Linked DNA regions of Homo sapiens: region 2 is linked to region 1. A link is an interaction called in ENCODE POLR2A ChIA-PET data of the cell type or tissue named here. Cell type or tissue: OCI-LY7. All regions are shown on one strand. Region 1 overlaps TTC13 (tetratricopeptide repeat domain 13). Region 2 has its middle 10 kb from the start of FAM89A.

What was found. ChIA-PET counts read pairs that join two places held together with the same protein. Peaks named below come from ENCODE experiments on the same cell type or tissue, not always from the same donor. Only the 100,000 strongest peaks of a DNase experiment are listed, where the experiment ranks them.
Region 2: POLR2A ChIA-PET joins it to region 1 with 5 read pairs; 12 of 35 experiments call an interaction of 5 or more read pairs at or near these places.

The regions. Positions count from the first base shown.
Region 1 is chr1:230,970,057-230,975,056 of GRCh38, reverse strand. The region is part of intron 1 of TTC13 (tetratricopeptide repeat domain 13); the gene reads left to right. Among named protein-coding and RNA genes, the nearest start is that of TTC13, 6.3 kb to the left of the region's middle. RefSeq lists an enhancer at 1,957-2,196. In OCI-LY7, no CTCF peak of the experiment used is centred here; a DNase peak (open chromatin) is centred at 1,896.
Region 2 is chr1:231,048,012-231,053,011 of GRCh38, reverse strand. No RefSeq gene overlaps it. Among named protein-coding and RNA genes, the nearest start is that of FAM89A, 10 kb to the right of the region's middle. RefSeq lists a cis regulatory region at 3,368-3,647. In OCI-LY7, no CTCF peak of the experiment used is centred here; no DNase peak of the experiment used is centred here.

The DNA.
Region 1 (5,000 bases):
AGAGAAGTTAAGGTTATACAGTAAAGAGTAGAGCCAGGATTTGAACCTGACCTGACCATTTGTGTGTTATCTTCAGTAATTGTTGCATATTAGTATAATTTCTTACTAATATTAATGATGAAGTCCTATAACTTCAAGCTTTGTTGAAAGTTATATTCTTAAATCACTATTAGAATTTTGTCTTTGACTACAAATTCAAGGATGCTTCACTGAACCTAGTGTTTTGAACTGCAGGACTAGAATGGGTCTGTTCTTTCATTGAAAAACTATTTGTATACCTGCTAGATGCTACTTAGTATTTTGGACCCTGGTGATGCAGCACAGCTGACTGAGTTCCTAGTGTGGATCCTGTGTCTTGGTGAGGGAAGAAATAAGTACAGTTACATACCATTTAACAACAGGGTATGTTTTGAGAAATGTGTCGTTAGGCGATTTCATCATGGTGCAAACATCAAAGAGTGTACTTAGACCGAGATGGAATAGCCCATTACACACCTTGGTTGTATGGTATAGCCTATTGCTTCTAGGCTACAGACCTGTAGCATGTTACTGTACTCAATACTGTAGGCAGTTGTAACATAGTGACAAGTGTTTGTGTATCTAAATACAGAAAATGTACAGTGAAAATGTGGTATTACCGTCTGATGGGACCATTCTCACACATACGTGGTCCATCATTGGCCGAATCATTATGTGGCGCATGACTCTATATAGTAGGGCCCAGTAATACATGCCTTGAAAATAAAGCAGTGTGAGAGGATAAAGAGCAGTGTGTAGGTGCTACTTTAAGAGGTGCCCCGGGATGGCTTCTGGTAAGGAGACATTTGAGCTGAGACTTAGATAGAGTGAGATTTGGAGAGATCTTAGAAATATCTTAATTCAACACTCTGTAGATCTGCTACATTAAGGTCTTGTGAAATTTGTAACTTGTTCATTGATTTAAAAATTCAGGTTCTCTGCTCTTCTTTTTTTTTTTTTTTGAGATGGAGTATCGCCCTGTCACCCAGGCTGGAGTGCAATGGCGTGATCTCGGCTCACTGCAACCTCTGCCTCCCAGGTTCAAGTGATTCTCCTGCCTCAGCCTCCCAAGTAGCTGGAATTACAGGCGCCTGCCACCAAGCCTGACTAATTTTTTGTATTTTTAGTAGAGATGGGGTTTCACCATGTTGGCCAGGCTGGTCTCGAACTCCTGACCTCGTGATCTGCCCACCTCAGCGTCCCAAAGTGCTGGAATTACAGGCGTGAGCCACCACGCCCGGCCCCTCTGCTCTTCTTACCAAAGCTAAACTGCATCTCTTTCAAATCATGTATTAAATTATATCTTTATACTCTTTACAGACAGTATAAGGTATATTTTATGGTTCAAGCATATGCATTTCTAGAAGTTGTTTTAAAAATACTTTTGTTTTCTCCTCTCGCCTTGAAAATGTAGTAGTAACAAGAACAGTGAGTTTGTGTGAATCTTTTTTTCCAATGCCTTCAGCCTTTTTTCACTGCTCTTGAGTGATGCAGCCCTGTACTTGATGTCTTAATTTTCATTAGTTTGTTGAAATCAATGAAAGCAGAATTGCATTTATTCTATTTTCCCACAGTTCTTTATGGGAAAAGGCATTTAGAATCTGTTTGTCCAATTTGAGAATTGTGAACTGCCAGAAAAATAAGGAAGTAGCTATGAACCTAGCTCTGTGTTTTTGACAAAATTGGTAACACTGAGATTGTCCATGTATATGGTAGCTTTCTTAATTAAGGAATTGGCCATTTAAATACATGAAGTCAGTCTTTTTGCTCACAGCACATAGATCACTGCTATGCCTAGAGGTGGTAGAGAATCAATAGAAGGAAACTTATGAGAGCTATTTCCTTTTTTGCTCTATGAGGAAGTTAAGAACCACATTTTGTGCTCAGTCATAGCAATTGTGGTAACCATTACTGTGAGTGTATCTGGTCAATCCTTTCATCTCCTGGCCCTGATTTTCTGTGTTTGTCATCATACATAGTTTCATGGCAGACCTCTTCATATCTTGTTTTTCAAGGCATTCCTGAGTAAATTTGCCAGTGCAAAGTCGCTGTGCTCAGAGACTGAGGCACAGAGTGATGAAGAGATTGTGATCTTGCCACATCCTGGCCCCTGTGGCATTGCCAGAGGGTGTTTCCCTTTTGCTCACTGAACAGCATCTTTCAGCAAATCCTCTGGTTTAGAAGTAGCATTTTATAGCATAAGCCCTATGACGATGGCAGCCTATGATTCGCTTTTTCACGTATATCTGTTGTCATTAAGAATTACATCTACCTTTTAAAAGATCTACATACTGCTAAACCTGTTCAACTTCAGGTGATAAGGGTTAATTATTATTTTTTAATCTCTGGGTGGAGGCAAAAATGGTGTGACTTGGGTTTTAGAACCTACCTGGAGCATGACTGTAGGAAAGTCAAGGCTCTTCAATGTGCACCACTCAATGTACAGACAGTTTAGCTTCACTGCACTCAATATATACTTGACTGACTTTTAAACCTTCTCCCTTTCACAATGAGTTGTTTTAAAGAGGTCATTTTGTTTGGGCTCATCTTATCTTGCAGATAGAATAAATAATTTATCAAAGCGGCAGAATTTTAATACTTTGGGTGAATGCTTTCCAGCATATTCCTTTTCTTATGTTTTGGTTTTACTTTTTTATCAAAATACAACATATATACAGGAGAGTGCATATGTCCTAAGTGTAGATAGCTCAATACGTTTTCATAAGCTGAACAACTGATGTAATCAGAAAGAACCGAAATCAATAGCTGTCTGTTTTTAAGATTGCCGATAGTCTCATTCCATGCTAACCCTAGTTTCATTTGGGAAATGTTTTGTCTGATTTAGAGTCCAGCACCATGCAGTGGACTTACACTGCACATGTGCTGGCATTCTTTCCATAGACTCTCACTTAGGAATCAGTTGGTGCATCTCAGGACCACCTCTGCACAAGAAGACCAGTTGTCTTCTCTTGCAACTCTTCCCTGCTGGTGTTTGCAATGTTCTCAGTGACTCTGTGTTCCCTTGTCACTAATCTTTTCATGTCAGTGCCTAGCTCTGTTTCAGCATTCCCTGTGGAGTTGATGTTGTCTGCCAGTATGTGTGGGCTTATGAGAAAGCTTTTAGCTCTTAAAAGTATGTGTCACTTTGAGCATCTGATGCATCTTCAATCTAGTTTATAACCTTATGCTAAGTAACTGGCCTTTGTGGGGAAGGCCTGTTTTGTTGGTTAAGGCATCCTTCTTCTGTTCTGTTCCATGTAATTTGCTACTGTGCCTGTTTTTCCATCCCGTGCAGTGAATTCCTTTTCTTTTGATTCTTTACATATGTTTATATTTGTATGTGGGTTAAGATACCTTTGATCCTATTACATTCAAGCTTTGTTAAAAAACAAAAAACTTCTGTCTCTTTAAGATGGCTTTTGTGGATCCTTAGTTCCTATGGATTAATTATATGTTTACTTTATAATTTAATAATCAGCAGGCAGTGTCTATTTTCAATTTGCTTTACGATAATACATCTCAGGTACCGATGAATATTTCATTTCATTAAATGAAGCATATAAATTCTTCAGAGCATTTTTCCTGTTATTACACTCTCAAAGGAATTTACCACTTGGGACCATATTTCGGGGCCATTGAGCAATGCAGTATATGATGTCAACTGTGGTTGTCTTTTTTTTTTTTTTTTTTTTTGAGATGGAGTCTTGCTCTGTTGCCCAGGCTGGAGTGCAGTGGTGCAATCTCGGCTCACTGCAAGCTCTGCCTCCTGGGTCCATGCCATTCTCCTGCCTCAGCCTCCCGAGTAGCTGGGACTACAGGCGCCCGCCACCACGCCCGGCTAATTTTTTTGTATTTTTAATAGAGACAGGGTTCCACCATGTTAGCCAGGATGGTCTCGATCTCCTGACCTCGTGATCCGCCTGCCTCGGCCTCCCAAAGTGCTGGCATTATAGGCATGAGCCACCGCGCCTGGCCACCTGTGGTTGTCTTATAAGTGCAGAAATTGATAAAAGCAAAAGGCACTACAAGTTGATACCACACAGCCACCTGGCCTTCAGGTAGTTCTTTCAGCCACAAGAATTCTGTCTTCTCTTCGCAGGTTTACCCTATACCTGGGGTTAGGATTGTCAATAAATATCTGGCACTCTACTTTTAAGTTGTAGCTCATCCAAGGGAAAAGCCCAGTCATCCTTATTTTCAAGTAGCTCAGTGTGCTGTCTGTTATAACTAGGTGGTCGAGTGATAAGTGCTACCCAGCAGCTGTTGATTTCCTTATAAATTGGCCATGGGTTTGCCACTTATAAGCTTTCAGTCAGTTTTCTCACACACATGGATGTGTGAGAAATACATGCTACTGCCAATGCCACCTTCTCTCCTTCCTTGGAGGTGACGACTGTCATCTTATTTGACTAAGAAGCAGTGAGAAAACAACTTCCTTGCTCCCCACCACCCCAGCTACTGGCCTGCCCGCAGATGGACTGGTAGATTTTGCCTTCTGTCCTGTTGTGGTGGATGAGTGGCCGGTGCCTCTGCCTAGTTCAGCTCTCTGTTCACTGGCTCTCATTTCCTCTTGTCTTCCGTCAGCATACAGATGGTCTTAATAAAACTACCATCCTGAAAATACAAGCAACTAAGATGACCACACACCCCTCCAGCCACTGCCCCATCCCTCTGCCTCCTTTTACAGCAGAATTCCTCAAAGGAGATGTTCATATGGACTGCCTCCACCACTCCACTCTCTCTTGGACCTTCTATGGTTAGCTTTTGTCCTCGTCAATGTGCTGAAACTGCTCTTCTTAAGGTCAGTTGTGTGTGAGGTTTAGGAGGAGAGGAAAGAAGTTTCAAGACACTGCTATACCTAAACTGTTCATTACTAGGACCCAGCATTGGCAGAAGGAGTTGTGACAAATGTACCATGTTCTTCATTGCTGTGGCAAGACCCGGCTGTGCTATGTCTTTGTTTTGTGACCTTAAACATGTTC
Region 2 (5,000 bases), 78 kb before region 1:
TCAAAAACAAAAACAAAAACAAAAACACAGATTTCATCATTCCTGCACTAAAGGTACCTGTGTTACCTGTGCTTTACGCTTCCTCCTTCTCTAAAAGCTCATCTGGTTTATGCGGAGTTCCTCAGCTCATTAGATTTTCATCATGGGGAGCTCACATGCCCACTCCTCATCTCCATGATGTCACTCATGTTGGCCTCTTTCTTGTCCTGTCTCTAACTCCTTAAAGGCCCAGAGAAGTCTAACACTCTTTCCAAGGCTTTTCTATGTATGGTCCTCATTTATGAACTCCTGGAGTCAATAGCACTCTGTTTTGGTACTTATACTATTCACTAATGCATTGTATTTTTCTTAACCCTTTCATATATATAAAAAATATATATTACATATATTATATAAAATATGTATTACATATATATAAAATATATATTACATATATTATATAAAATATATATTACATATATTATATAAAATATATATTACATATATTATATAAAATATATATTACATATATTATATAAAATATATATTACATATATTATATAAAATATATATTACATATATTATATAAAATATATATTACATATATTATATAAAATATATATTACATATATATAAAATATATATTACATATATTATATAAAATATATATTACATATATATAAAATATATATTACATATATTATATAAAATGTATATTACATATATTATATAATATATATTACATATATTATATGTGTAATATATATATATTAAACTTTGGTACCAGCCTTTCCACTGAAAGAATAAAAAAGGTAGGAACCTATTTGCTGGCCTGTGCTGCTGTTTGCTGCATGGGATTTATTGTAGAATTCAGTTGGGCTCATCTGTAGAGTTGAATAAAGCCCAGTTCACTGTCACGCTGCTGTAGGAAACATATAAATATATATGTATATATATATTATATATACATATATATATACACGTATACATATTTAAATTATAAGCCCCTGAAATCCGGGACTTATTTTAGACTGCCACTGTTCAATAGAAACATAACGTGAGCCAAAAATGCAAGTCTCATATGTAATTATAAATTTTTTAGTAGTCACTTTAAAGTAAACTTAAACAGTAGCTGTTTACGTTTTTAAACAGTAAACAGGAACAGGCCAGGTGCAGTGGCTCATGCCTGTAATCCCAGCACATTGGGAGGCTGAGGTGGGAGGATCACTTGAACTCAGAAGGTCAACGCTGCAGTGAGCTATGATCACATCACTGCCCTCCAGCCTGGGGGACGAAGCGAGACCCTGACTCAAAAAGAAAAATAAACATAAAATCCACAGGAATAAACAAGTGAAATTAGAAATATATTTTATTTAATGAAATATATCCAAAATATTAGTTGAACATGCAATCAATACGAACAAATATTAAGGAGAAATCTCACAGTTGTTTCATATTCAGCCTTTGGAATCCAGACTGCGTGTTATGCTGACTGCACATCTCCATGCGGACTAGCCACATTTCAAGGCTCAGGAACCCTTTGTGGATAGTGGCTGTCCTGTTGGACAGATCAGTTTTAGGCATTCTTAGCCCCTAGTATCCCATAGTTAAGTGACAGCAAAATGTACACAAAATATGTGAGTCAACAGATTGTCATCAGGCATATGTTTCTGTCTTTGCGTTCATCCTGTTTATTGTTTGATTGTTTTCACTGATGGCTGGGATAGTGTTGCGCTCAAGAAACCCCGCTCAGCCTCCTGAGTACTGGGATTACAGGCGCGCACCACCATGCCTGGCTAATTTTTGGATTTTTAATAGAGACAGGGTTTCACCACGTTGGTCAGGCTGGTCTCAAACTCCTGACCTCATGATCTGCCCACCTCGGCCTCCCCAAGTGCTGGGATTACAGGCATGAGCCACTGCGCCTGGCCAATACCTAATATTTTTAAGGGCCTAGTATGTTCTGTGCACTGGGGTAAGCATTTTATAGGCAGTCTCTAATTTACTGTTCACAACACTCCTTCGAGGTCTGTATAATCAATAACAGACCACATGTACGACAGTGGTCTCATAAGATGATAATGAAGTTGAAAAATTCCTATCACCTAGTGATGTCATAGCCATCCTTATGTTGTAGCGCAGTATACTACTCACATGTTTGTGGTAATTCTGATGTAAACAAACCTGCTGCACCGCCAGTCTTATAAAAGTATAGCACATATAATTATGTACACTGCATAATATTTGATCATGATAATCAACTATATTACTGGTTTATGTATTTACTGTGCTATACTTTTTATCATTGTTTTAGAATACACTCATTCTACTTATAGTTTTAAAAAGTTAACTGTAAACCAGCCTCAGGCAGGTCCTTCAGGAGGTTTCCGGAAGAAGGCATTGTGGTCATAGGAGATGACAGCTCCATGTGTGTTATCGCCCCTGAAGACCTTCCAGTGGGACAATCTGTGGAGGTGGAAGGCAGGGATATTTATGATCCTGACCCTGTATAGGCCCAGGCTAGTGTGTGTGTTCTTGTCTTAGTTTCTAACAAAAAAAATTAAAAAGTAAAAAAAGAAAAAGTAATAGGAAAAAGCTTATAGAATAAGAACGTAAAGAAGGAAATAGTTTTGCACACGTGTACAATGCGTTTGTGTTTTAAGGTAAGTGCTATGACAAAAGAGTCAAAAAGTCAAAAACAATTTTACAGTTTATAAAGTGAAAAGTTACATTAAGCTAGGGTTAATTCATTATTGAAGAAAAAAGTTTTGGCCAGGTGCGTGGCTCACGCCTGTAATCCCAGTACTTTGGGAGGCCGAGGTGGCCGGATCACTTGAGGTCAAGAGTTTGAGACCAGCTTGGCCAACATGGTGAAATCCCGTCTCTACTAAAAATACAAAAATTAGCCGGGTGGTGGCGGGTACCTGTAATCTCAGCTGGCTGAAACAGGGGAATTGCTTGAACCCAGGAGGCAGAGGTTGCAGTGAACCGAGACCGCGCAACTATACTCCAGCCTGGGTGATGGAGCAAGACTCTGTCTCCAAAAAAAAAAAAAAAAAAAAAACCAGAAAGAAAGTAGGTTTTTCATAAAGTTAGTTAGTGTAGCCTAAGTGTGCAGTGTCTATAAAGTCTCCAGCAGTGTATAGTAATGTCCTCAGCCCTCACATTCACTCATCACTCACCCACTGACTTGCCCAGAGTAACTTCCAGTTCTGCAAGCTCCGTTCATAGTGCTTGGCACGTGAACCATTTTTTATCTTTTACACCATGTTCTTACTCTACCTTTTCCATGGTTAGATACATTTAGATACACAAACACTTGCCATTGTGTTACAACTGCCTACAGTATTCAGTACAGGAACTTGCTGTACAGGTTTGCAGCCTAGGAGCCATAGTCTGTACCATGTAGCCTAGGTGCGTAGTAGGCTACACCACTTAGGATTGTGTAAGTACACTCCATGACATTTGTACAATGATGCAATCACCTGACAATGCATTTCTCAGAACGCATCCCTGTCCTTAAGTGACGCATGACTGTAGTACTAAAGGGTATATGGTAAAGGGTTAGAAACGCCCATCCTCTACACTCTAGAAGTTAACAGCCACTGTCCACATTTTCTGACATGCCCTCTTGGAAATGTCCTATACCTAAACAAGGACATATTTGCTTATCCTTTTTCTATCTTAACACTTATGGGGTTATTCTCTTGTGCATCTTACTTGGAAAGGGGTTAAATAAAACTGAAGTTGGATTTAAGTTCAACAGCATGCAGAAATGTGATGTGTCACTCCAAATGTTCATTCAATTTTGTGCTTCAAAAGTAGGCTGTCAAGTGGAGGAAGCCGGCCACCGCTATTTAGAACGTGTCAACACATCTGGAATTTTTCACTTACATATGGGCACGACCTTTTAAGACAAATATTGACAAATTGTATGTGTGTGGAGGAGGGTGATAAAGGAGGCAAAATATTCAAAACTCTTTCTTGACAGAAGACCAGCTGTTTGAGGACTTAAGGATATTTGAGCTGTAGAAGGGACATCTTGGAGGAATTCTCTAGGAAAAAATAGCCATTGGAATGAGCTCAGGGAGAAATGCTCACCCAGGGTTCCGTCGAGTTATGTGAGATAGATATATATATATATATAATTTTTTTTTTTTTTTGAGATAGAGTTTTGCTTTGTCGCCCAGGATGGAGTGCAGTGGCACAATCTTGGCTCACTGCAACCTCTGCCTCCTGGGTTCAAGCAATTCTTGTGCGTCAACTTCCTAAATAGCTGAGATTACAGGCACCTGCCACCACAACGGCTGATTTTTTGTATTCTGGTAGAGACGGCATTTCACCATGTTGCCCAGGCTGGTCTCAAACTCCTGAGCTCTGGCAATCTGCCGTCTCAGCCTTCCAGAGTGCTAGATTACAGGCGTGAGCCACTGCACCTGGCCTATGTGGCATATTTTGACTAAGTAAGGACTTTTGTGGAGATGAAGAGAGGTAACACATGTAAAAGTGCTTTTTTTTTTTTTTTGAGATGGAGTCTCTCTCTGTTGCCCAGGCTGGACTGCAGTGGCGCGATCTCGGCTCATTGCAAGCTCCACCTCCTGGGTTCACGCCATTCTCCTGCCTCAGCCTCCTGAGTAGCTGGGACTACAGGTGCCCACACCATGCCTGGCTAATTTTTTGTATTTTTAGTAGAGATGGGGTTTCACTGTGTTAGCCAGGATGGTCTCAATCTCCTGACCTCATGATCCACCTGCCTCGGCCTCCCAAAGTGCTGGGATTACAGGTGTGAGCCACTGTGCCCGGGTGTAAAAGTGTTATTAAAATTGGAAGCCACCACAGAGAAAAATGATTCCTAAAAATAAAGAAGGCTTGACATTTTAATGGCAGGCTTCACTGAGTGTGACCCCCCGCCCCACACAATCATTTCCGATGTTTAGGCAGAGTACCCCATTGACAAAAATAATTACTCTCTTTCTAAAAGGGTTTCATTTACTGTCTCAGAGTCACTTATTTACATCTTT